2 separate regions of the Homo sapiens genome follow, and region 2 is linked to region 1. Evidence: read pairs that join two places in POLR2A ChIA-PET (ENCODE). Cell type or tissue: GM12878. All regions are shown on one strand. Links, peaks and the distances in the headings refer to the core of each region. The heading gives the core; the rest is flanking DNA. Region 1 has its middle 26 kb from the start of MIR422A. Region 2 overlaps DAPK2 (death associated protein kinase 2).

The links. Peaks named below come from ENCODE experiments on the same cell type or tissue, not always from the same donor. Only the 100,000 strongest peaks of a DNase experiment are listed, where the experiment ranks them.
Region 2: POLR2A ChIA-PET joins it to region 1 with 7 read pairs; 5 of 35 experiments call an interaction of 5 or more read pairs at or near these places.

The regions. Positions count from the first base shown.
Region 1 is chr15:63,894,080-63,899,450 of GRCh38, reverse strand. No RefSeq gene overlaps it. Among named protein-coding and RNA genes, the nearest start is that of MIR422A, 26 kb to the right of the region's middle. RefSeq lists enhancers at 2,343-2,392, 2,593-2,642, 4,994-5,371. In GM12878, for the core only: no CTCF peak of the experiment used is centred there; a DNase peak (open chromatin) is centred at 2,480; H3K27ac peaks cover 3,437 bases.
Region 2 is chr15:64,001,976-64,007,346 of GRCh38, reverse strand. The region is part of intron 2 of DAPK2 (death associated protein kinase 2); the gene reads left to right. Among named protein-coding and RNA genes, the nearest start is that of DAPK2, 42 kb to the left of the region's middle. In GM12878, for the core only: no CTCF peak of the experiment used is centred there; no DNase peak of the experiment used is centred there.

The DNA of each region.
Region 1 (5,371 bases), core at 299-5,298:
GCAAGCTTCCCGTCTGTGGGTGCAAGAGGAAGCTCTGGATGGGAGCTCTTTGAAGGGAAGGACTGTGTCAGTTCATTTATGGGGCTCCACAGTGTGCTGGTGCCTGGCAGATGGTATGAAGATCTGAGGAGGAAAGGTGGGGTGGGAGGGAATGAAGGAGGGAATGAAGGAAGGAGGGAAGGAGATAAGAAGTGTGGCAGCCCCGGAAGTGCCTTCAAGAGAGAACCCGCAGCAAAGAGTGCTATTCACTGCTGGCCCCCAGCTGCCACCCCTTCAGGGTGTTGTATTAGTTTGCTAAGTGCCAGCTGACTTTTCAAATACTGTTCTAGCCTGTAGGTTTAAGTCCAAAGAGACATGAAGGCACCTGGAGCATGAGCTGGCAAACTCAGCCCAGTTGGCCTTGGAAGTTGTCCTCAGACCCACGTCCTTACTCAAACTCCAAGAGGAGGCGATGTTTGAGGAGGCAGGGCTGGGAGGGGCAGGGGTATATTCTACCCCTTCTCCTTAAAAGGGGAATAAAAATCCCAGCCCAGGTATTCTCAGAGCATTCTCAGAGTAGCCACAAGGTCTTCACTCTCCGTAGGCTGCTTTTGGCCAGTGATTGAGCATGGTGGGATGGGAGACACGCGGCGGGTACTCGAACCAGGCCATTCCTGCCCAGCATGGGACCCTTCTAATATTTGCCCCTGGACTGCTCATCACCTGGCTGAGCCCTTCTCTGGGTTGCTCTGCCATCAGAGGCACTTCCTAGCCAGCCCTCCTTCCTTCCCACCCTCCTTCCTTAGGTGTCACACCTACATCATGGCCTGAAAGCTCTCCCTTGCCTACTCCTGCTTCCTTTCCCCTTCATCCTTCATAGGCGTTCCTCATCCCACACCCCAGGTCTCCAGCACTTCTCATCCCATCTTGGCATCTGCTTCCTGAAGAATCTGAACCCACATAGGAGAGAGGGCAAAAGGAGGAAAGTTTGAATTTGCTCCTTCTTTTTGTCTCCACTGATTCCTTTGGCAGGCATGGACTGACACAGCCACTGCACTCACCTTAAAGCTGTCAGCTGGGGACAGTGGTGCACCTGTAGTCCCAGCCACTTGGGAGGCTGAGGCGAGAGGACTGCTTGGGTCCAGGAGTTGGAGGCTACATTGCAAACTATGATTGTATCTGTGAATAGTCACTGCAGTGAGACCTGTCTCTTAAAGAAAGACAAAAAGGAAAAGAAAGCTGTGAACAGAGCAGTTGGTACTCAATTCGTCTTTAAAAAAAAAAATCAATGGTGGGCCAGGCGCGGTGGCTCACACCTGTAATCCCATCACTTTGGGAGGCTGAGGCAGGTGGATCACCTGAGGTCGGGAGTTCGAGACCAGCCTGGCCAATATGGTGAAACCCTGTTTCTAATAAAAATACAAAAATTAGCTGGGCATGCTGGTGGGCACTGTAATCCCAGCTACTTGGGAAGCTGAGGCAGGTGACTCGCTTGAACCCGGGAGGCAGAGGTTGCAGTGAGCCAACATGGCACCATTGCACTCCAGCCTGGGAAACAATAGTGAAACTCCATCTCAAAAAAAAAAAGAGACCAAGAAGCATGACATGAGGGGCGCATGGGAGAAGCTGCGGTTTCTAACTCTGGGAATCTGGAGGACTATATGAACAAGGTGGACTTTAATTTGGCCTTAAAGGATGGGTGCTAAGAGAAGGGACAGGAAGTTATGGGTTAGTATTCTGATTGCTTGTCCTTACGCCTTCTCGTGGCTGAACTTTGGAAAGCTACCAATTAAATGAAAGAATGAGACTTCTGCGGGTTAACTGCACGGTGGTGAATTAGTAGTTCTACCATTTTCCCCTTCTCTGTCCATTGTGACCCTGGTTCTTGGTCAGAGACCAGAGGGCCCTGTCGGAGAGCCAGTGGCCATCTGTTGGGGTTGGCAGAGGCATTCAAGGTCAGGCATACGGGACAGATCTGATTCTTCCTGAGTCCTCTGGAGGAGTCTGTGTGTGTGTGTGTGTGTGTGTGTGTGTGTGTGTGTGTGTGTGTGTCTGGCTGTATTCGGGTAACTGTGTGTTTCTGGGCATACCTAGGCACCCGTTGTGGACATGTCTCTGTGGGGTGTGTGGACGTGTGTGGATGTGTCTGGGTGTTTGTGTGTGTGGATGTCTTTGTGTGTGTATCTGACTGTCCGGGGGCCTGTGTGTGCATGTGTGTGTTGGGTGTCTGTGCATGTCCGCGTGTCTGCGTTTGGGGTACGTTTGGGTATCAGTGTGTGCACATCTGTCTCTGTAGTGGATGTGTCTGTGTGTGTGTGTGTGCATCTGAGTGTGTGTCTGGGTGAATGTGTGTTGTCCAAAAGGACTCATGGAGAAAGCGCCTCCTGGGCCCAGGCTTTGCAGAATCTATTCTGCTGTCAGACCTCTGAGGCAGGTCAGAGTGACATTCTGGGCGATGTGGTTGAGGACAGCCGCATCTGCTGAGTCATAAGGATGTGGGCCCTGTGTGTTCACAGTTGGACATATCGCCTTTCACACCCACGGAGGGGAAATTTCAGCCAGGCTGGCTGACCCTGCATTCTTTCAGAAGGTCATGACCTCAAGTAGCCCAGGGAAGGAGAGGAAACAGGAATGCTCGTAAGACCTAGAGGTTGGCAGAAGGTGAACTGAGACCCAGGTGTTCCCCAGCTGGGTCCGCTGGGTCGTGGCTTTCTCAGGCCTTTCCAATAACTAAGCTGAGGGCTTTGGAACTGATGGGACACTTCCTGGTGGGGGAGGAAGCCCGGGCAGATTTTCTTAAATGATACAAACTGCCAAGCTCACCAAACTTTCACAATCGATGCTGACCCTGGAAAGCCCCACAAAGCCATAAGAGTCTAGACTCTGGAAAATCCTTCTCCTTCCTCTCCAAATCAACCAATCAGCAAATAAACACCACTACACATAGTATGCTTAGCTGCCATGCAATCAAGCGAGGCTTTCACGCTTATCGGATTTAAACAGTAACGTTTCCCCAGGGATGGCAGGGGCAGAAAGCCTCAGTCCCAGGCTTCTTGGTTGGAATGGGTTTCACAGGTTCTTTCCTAATATCAGATGGGGAGGGGTGAGGAGGGCATTTGCCCGCTGGAGCACACCTGGGAGAGCACCACTTGTGAGGGAAGGGTTCCAGCAGGACATCGATGGGAAACGCACATCAGGAAATGAACATCTGAGCATTTACATGCACCCAGCATGGGGAAGGCACTGGAGAATATTCTGCAGGAGGATATTCCTGTTCCTAAGGAGCCCGAGCTGGGAGCGCACCTGTGGATATTCAGCTTGCCCATAGATGAGCTGCTTCCCCTGGCCACGTGAGATATGGATGAGGTAAGGAAAGGCGATGTGAGTACATCGAGGTGGGGTTGGTCCTTCGGGGGAGGCGGTGATCAGAGGAAGGCAGGGAGGCTGGCCTGGAGCAGGAGGGTGTCACCACTGGTCACTCCTTGTATTCAGACAGTGAAGGCCACTGACAAAATGTCACACTTGCTGTGACCACTGGTCTCCAGTAAGGTCCAGCCAGCCTGTGGGGCCTTGTGGGTCTGGCATGCTGGGCAGCGGGTTTGATGGGGGGGTGTCAGGTTCTCCTGGGGAGAGAGGGCCCCAGGAGGGACATTGAGGTAGTCAGTACTTGGTCTAAGCAGGGGTTTCAGAGACTTTGTAGATGCTCGTCCAACACCACTGAAGATGCCCAGGGGCGACAGGGAGCTCAGGATCTCTTGGCAGGACCCTTAAGGGCTGGTGTCAAACTGTTCAGGTTGTTACAAGTTCTTTCTCAGGTTAAGCTCAAGTTTGCCTCCCCGCAGATCCATCCATTGTCCTGGTTCTGTCTTCTGGGGTCATATCTATTTAGCAAATATAGAGACAAAGATGGGAAAAGATAGTTCATGTCCTCAAGGAATCCACAGTGCAGTGACAAGGATGAAATAGGCGCTAAGCTGGGAGCTGAGGAAGGAGTCCTGTGTTCCGAGGGATGGGGGCCCAGGCAGGCCTCCAGAGGAAGTAGCCTTTGAGTGCGCTTCACAGATAAGAGGATTCACATGGGTGGAGGGGGCTGCAGAGTCCAGGCCAGGAACAGCTTGAGCAAAGACACAGAGGTAGGAGAGAGCAAGGTATCCCCTGGGGACGCGGGGCACCCTGTTGGGGTGGGGCCTGCTGCGGTGGGGAAGGGGGCTAGATAAAGAGGGGCTTCAACCCAGGCTTAGGCCTTTATTCAGCAAGCTATGGGGAGGGTTGAGAGGTTTCGTGAGACTTTATCAGAGCTGTGGCTAAGATCAGGGGTTCTCAAAGTGTGGTCCCTGGCCAGCAGCATTAGGGTCATCTGGGAACTTAGAAATGCAAATTCTCCAGCTGCCTCCCAGACCTCCTAGATCAGAAACTCTGAGGGTACTTTAATAGGCCCTCCAGGTGATTCTGATGTGCTGCTTTAGAAAAACAACCCGAGAGCTGAGGGAGAGAGGGGAGGTGGGGGGAGCCTGGAAGAGGCCGCAGGTGCTGCTGCATCCTCAAAAAGCAATCACAGCTGGAAGATGGACCCGAGCATGGGAGGAGATATCACTAACAACGCTCCCAACTACAGTAACCAACTGTCCCAGCTTGCCTGGGACCTGAGAGGTTTCATGGGACATGGGACTTTCAGTGCTAAAACCAGGAGAGCCCAGGGCAAACTGGGATAGTCAGCTACCCTGCCCTAACACTGCCCAGGAAGACGTACTGCTCAGGTTGTTTATGAAGGGAATGGGTGAACGGTGGAGTTCCCAACAACGCTGAAGCCCATCCTCGAGGACTTTGTAGTGGCTAAAGTTGCCTGTCCCTCTTGTCACCCGTTTCTGGTGCCTGCTGTGCCTGGCAGGAGCCCTTCCCACATGCCTCTGCTGTGTCCAGGCTCTGGAGACCAGAGCAGAAAGGGAGGTGGAGCCCAGGCCAGTGACAAGAATACAAGGCTGGCTCTCCATGGCCATGTCGCTGGCCAGGCGCCTCGGTCACATGAAATACAATATGGCTGAGGCCTCTCTGACCCTGCTGATGCTGCTGGAAGCTGAAAATACCCAGGGTCCCGGCCTGGGCGCCCGGGTGGCTCCTCTGGGCCAGGAATCAGAGGAGAGGCTGTGGTGACTCAGCCAGGCTCTGGCCTCTGTGGGGTGATTTCAGGGCACTGCAGCCTCCCACCTTTCCTACAGGTGGAGGTTTTTAAAACAGGAGCCTTTTTATTTATCACCCCAGCTGCCTTCAACACATACAGGGGATGGTGGGGAGAGTGACTTCACCATGTTCACTGAGCTGTTAAACACCAGACAGCAAGCCTGCCTATGGAAGCTTGCTCAGAAAAGTGGGGCAGCTGCTTTCTGAAGACCCC
Region 2 (5,371 bases), core at 178-5,177, 110 kb before region 1:
AAACAGGCTGAGGGGACCCTGTACCTTCAGGTCATTTTGAGAAGAGTGAGAAAGGGTTGTGTGAAAGGGAATGAGAAAGGTTGGCTGGGCATGGTGGTGCGTGCCTGTAATCCCAGCTACTCGAGAGGCTGAGGTGGGAGGATCACTGGAGACCAGGAGTTCAGGACCAGCCAGGATGACATAGTGAGACCCCGTCTCTAAAAAAAAAATTTTTTTTTCAATTAGCTAGGAGAGGTTGGCACACATTTGTAGTCCTAGCTACTTGGGAGGCTGAGGTGGAAAGATCACTTGTAAAGTGAAAAAGCACAGTAAAGTGAGGGTGGGCCCACCACTGCCTTTAGATCCTCTCCCCTGCAGCCCATGCAGGTTTTTCCGAGTTAAGGTTTGAGCCTCCCTGCATTTCAGTGACTTCCTGGAGTCGGGCTCCCTATGGGTGGGAGGGAAGAATAATGTCTACTTCCTTCTTGGCTACCTGCTAGATTGATGTAATCTGTACTTGGCCTCACCTCCTCCAGCTGCCAGGCCTTCCCCTGGCAGGCACCAAGGATGAGTTGTCTGACACATGAGGCAGGGTGAGAAGGGAAGAGAATGGGGCCACCTGACAGGAGACCTGTCTGGTCCTGCATCTGTCACTGCCCGGGAGAATAGGTGATGTGGGCAAGTTCCTTTCCTTTGCTAGGCCTCAGTTTCCCCATTTATAAAGTGAGGTGACGGTAAGAAATTCCTTTTATTTCCATGGTTCCATGAGGTTTGCCAAGTTTTATTGTATACTGGGGGATCTCTGACGTCTTTCTTGGTTGTTTCTGCCCTGCTTTGGTGAAGTGGGAATGGAGTTGGGGGAGTTCCTTGCTTCTCTTGAGCGTCTAATATAGGTGACGATGTTGTACGTCCTTAGCTGGTGGTTGCCAAGGGCTGACATATACTGTATAGACCAGGACATGATATAAGGAGAAAAAAGTCATTTTTGCTCCCTGGCTGGTCAGTCTGGGGGCTTATGGCCTCTGATGGTAAAGGCTGACATTCTGCCTCCTGACTGTTTTTTGTTAAATTGGCAAAAGCTACATGTGTCAGAACTCAGGTGGCTACACATCTTGGTGGCAGGTGCTGCTTTGGTGGCGGAAGGATCAGGTTGGTCTGGGAAAGCTGGATGGACCAGTGTGGTGAGCGGAGACCACTCAGTGTGGGTTGGTCCTGACACCCTCTCAGGAGTGATGGGATGCCAGGAGAGGCCATAGGGAGAACCATGCTGAGCTGGCTGGGTTTGTACGTGTTGCAGAGGGTTTTTTGTGGGGTTTTTTTTTTTTTTTTTTGAGTCAGGATCTGGCTCTGTCACCCAGGCTGGATTGCAATAATCCGATCATAGGTCACTGCAGCAGCCTTAAACTTCTGGGCTCAAGTGATCTTTCTACCTCAGCCTCCCAAGTAGCTAGGACTACAAATGTGTGCCAACACGCCTAGCTAATTAAAAAATTTTTTTCTTTTTAGAGACAGGATCTCACTATGTTGCCCTGGCTGGTCCTGAACTCCTGGTCTCCAGTGATCCTCCCACCTCAGCCTCTTGAGTAGCTGGGATTACAGGCACGCACCACCATGCCCAGCCATGTTGCAGAGTTTTATGTGGTTTGAATCTGGTTCTTCTCCCAGATCTAGTCTTTGTGTTTACTTCTTCTCCTTTGTGGGCAAGACAGTTTTTTGTTTTCCTCCCCTGCCCACCCCTACCTTGGCTATCTGTTTCCCAGTATTTGCTGTTGGCCTTAGGCATGAGGGACTCTGGGCAGATTGGTATAAGCCCATTCCTATGTTGGGAGGGCACATGGCTGTCCTCCCACCCTCTGAGTTGCTTCAGACATTCCCTTTCCACATCTTCTCCAGCACCTGCACATCTTTCCGGAACTGCACATGATATTCTTGGGCTGGCATCTATGACTTAGGTCAAGGAAAGGTAAGTTTCTGCTCTTGTATCTAGTATCTGTGGTGGCTGAACTTACCAAACCCTTGATCAAACACACAACCTCACACACAGAGCCTGAAAGTGAATCAAAGGGTTTGAAATTACTGCTCTTTGGGAAAATCTAGGTAGGATGACTTGCCCTGAGCTAACTGGATACCCCTCCTGAGAAGAGCCTCTTGGCTTCCCTGAGACCACAGGACAGAGCACCACTCAAGGATGGGTATTGGGTTCACTCAGAAGACATGTCTTTGTCTTGTCAAACCCACAATCTTGCACCCTGAAGTGGGGGCCTGAGGCCAGAGCACAACAGCAGGTGGATCAGTTAAGCTTTGGGCTCAGTTTCCCTGTTTGGGAAGTGGGGTCTCTCGGCTAGTCACCTTTCATCCTTACTTAAGTGCTAGGAGGATTAGGTAAGAGAGTGTTTTGAAAGCTCATGAAAACCTTCATCTCAAAGGAACTCTGGGAGTAGAAGGAATTAACGTTTCAAAGGAAAGATAAGTCATCACTGATTTGGCACTGAAGCCAAGAGTGTAAGGTCAGAGAACAACCTGTGGCTGCTGAAAGGGAGGGTGTGGCTCTCAGAGTTACAGGATCATTGGGTTGTGTCCTTGGATGACTCAGGAGCGGTGCTGCACGTGCTTAGTGCTTTTGTATGTGTGCCCTGGAGCCTGTGCGAAAGCCCGCTGCCAAACCAAGGGGCCCACTGTGGAATTATTGTTATGCAAGCTGAGGGGAAAGACCCCACCAAACCAGCCAGCAGTTTCCATTGAGGCCTAGCAGAGACCCCTATCTCCACCCTTGAAGAGGGGCAGTAATGTCTCTGAAAGTCTCTATCCCACTAAGGTGCTCAAAGTCCTCAGAACACTTGTCTAAACCAAGCTGCCCCATCCAGGCAAAGGTATCAGCATGAGGCAAGCCATAGATTATGATGAGGATTTTTTTAAAAAGTGAGGGTCCCCCTGTTGAATTAATGGATCTAGGCATTGATCATCAGAAGCTGGTAATATCACAAAGAGAGATAGCCAACGTTAGGCGCCTCCTGATGGGAACACACAGCACCACCAATGAAGGAGTCTTGCAAGAAACTCAAACCTGAATCTGATCAAGCCTCTAGATCCAGCTACTCATTTACAGGAAATACAGGGGGCAGAGGAACATGTAAACAATACTATCAGGAAGTGGCCAATAAAATCCAGACAGTGAGAAATGGTATAGGTCAAAAGACCTGGTATTTATGACAAATGAAGTATAAGAAAAAGAGAAAAATGGAGGGATGGAGGGGAGCTCTGGGAAGGGAGAGAGAGAGAGAGAGAAGAACCTAAAGATTAAAAGAGGCTTAAGAGACATATCATTTGCAATATGTGACCTTCCTTGGGTTTTGATTTGATGGAACAAACTGTAAAAAAAAGTTAAGGCACATGGGGGAAATATGAACACCAAATGGATATTGATGACATTAAAGAATTATTGTTAATTTTAAAAGGTGTGATAGGCCAGGTGCCATGGCCCATGCCTGTAATTCCAGCACTTTGGGAGGCTGAGGCAGGCAGACACTTGAGGTCAGGAGTTTGAGACCAGCCTGACCAACGTGGTGAAACCCCGTCTCTACTAAAAATACAAAAAATAGCCAGGTGTGATGGCACACACCAGTAATCCCAGCTACTCTGGAGGCTAAGGCAAGAGAATCACTTGAACCTGGGAGACAGAGGTTGCAGTGAGCTGAGATTGCGCCACTGCACTCCAGCCTGGGTGACAGAGCAAGACTCTGTCAGAAGGAAAAGAAAAGTAAAGAAAAGAAAAGAAGGAAGGAAAAGAAAGAAAAGAAACTTAAGACCCAAGACAGGATGACTGATTTGCTCTTGATCACTCAGCTGATTAAACCCAGGTAATGCCACCATGGGTCAGCAAAGAAGTAGGCGAATCCTGGTGATGCTGGAAGCATTGGATGCCCTGTAAGGACATGATTTTGCAGTCTGCAAAGTGTGTCTAGGTCTCTGCCAGAGCAATGCACTGCCTATGATAGAGTGCTATTGCTAAACCTTCCCACTAATGCAGATTAATTTCACACCCTTTGCAAGTGTTGCTATTCCAAGTTTTTCCTCACTCAGCCGCTGAAAAGGGACAGAATCTAGAGATGTGCTCTGGATCGAAGTCCAGCCTTCAGAGTTAGAAGAGAAGAGCCAGTAGGGGGTCGTCTGTCCATTCTATCCTCAAGGGGTCTCCCCTGAGATCAGTTCTTCCCCACCTTATCTTGTGGCCTTATTGCATCCACCCACCCTCCTCAGCCTCCAAGCCTAGGTCCCATTCCTGCAAATTCCTGCTTTGGGTAAATTAATAAAAGAGTCAGTCTTAACACTACCCCACCACCTCTGGTCCCACGACACACACACACACACACACACACACACACACACACACACAGGTCCCACGACACACACACACACACACACACACACACACACACACACACACACACACAGTGTCTCAGTCTTTCTCTCCCTCCCTCTCTCCTCCTCCCTCTGCTGCTGGTTTCATTAATTAGGCGATTCTTTGTTTAAAAGACCCAAGACTCTAAGGAATGATACTTTACAGATGAGATATCAGTGAGTTTATTGGGTGAGTTGGGGGCACAAAGGCCCCCTGAATTCTTACCAAATAGCTGCCTACTGTATCTGTGTGTGAGATTGATGGGAGTTCATACTATCATCCCTTGCATGTGTGTGGCCTTTTGCAGTTTACAAAGCATATTCACTTGCATTGCTATGTGAGCCTCATAGAAGCCTGACATAGGTAGATATTAGCCTCATTTTACAGAAGTGGAAACTGGAGCTGGGAGAGTTTAGTATGTGTTCTGCCAAGTCCTCCAGTTGGTCATCTATCCATCCATCCATTAATTATGAAATATTTTTTACTATTATGGACAAATTATGTTGATAGATGCTATGGAAGACACAGGGACAATAGGAGAAACTGTTAAAACCTTTAAAAATGTGTTCATCTTCAAAACGTATTTTATTGAAGGACATATATTGTTTATTGCTAGAGCATGTAGAGCTCATTTGTGTTTCCAATAAGAAGACTTACATAAAAAAAGGAATTTCTGATGAACTCTGTTAATAAAAATGTTTTAAAGTAGTCCATCCTTTCCTCTTAACACTATGGTTGATCTGCGTTGAGCTGGGACGTTTCCACCAGATGGGGATCAGAGGTGCCACCTTGGAGGTTGACTGTGCCACTCTCCCCAGGGCCCTGAGCTTGGCTCTTCTGCAGTAGGAGTTGGCAATACCTGTCCCCATGAGCCTCCCAAGGATTTGAGAGTGTAAAATGAGAGGATTCATGTGAAACTACTTTGCAAATCATGAAGTTGCTCTTCAAGGGCTACTTTTATTCACAGAAGGAGTCACTCAACAGATATTTATT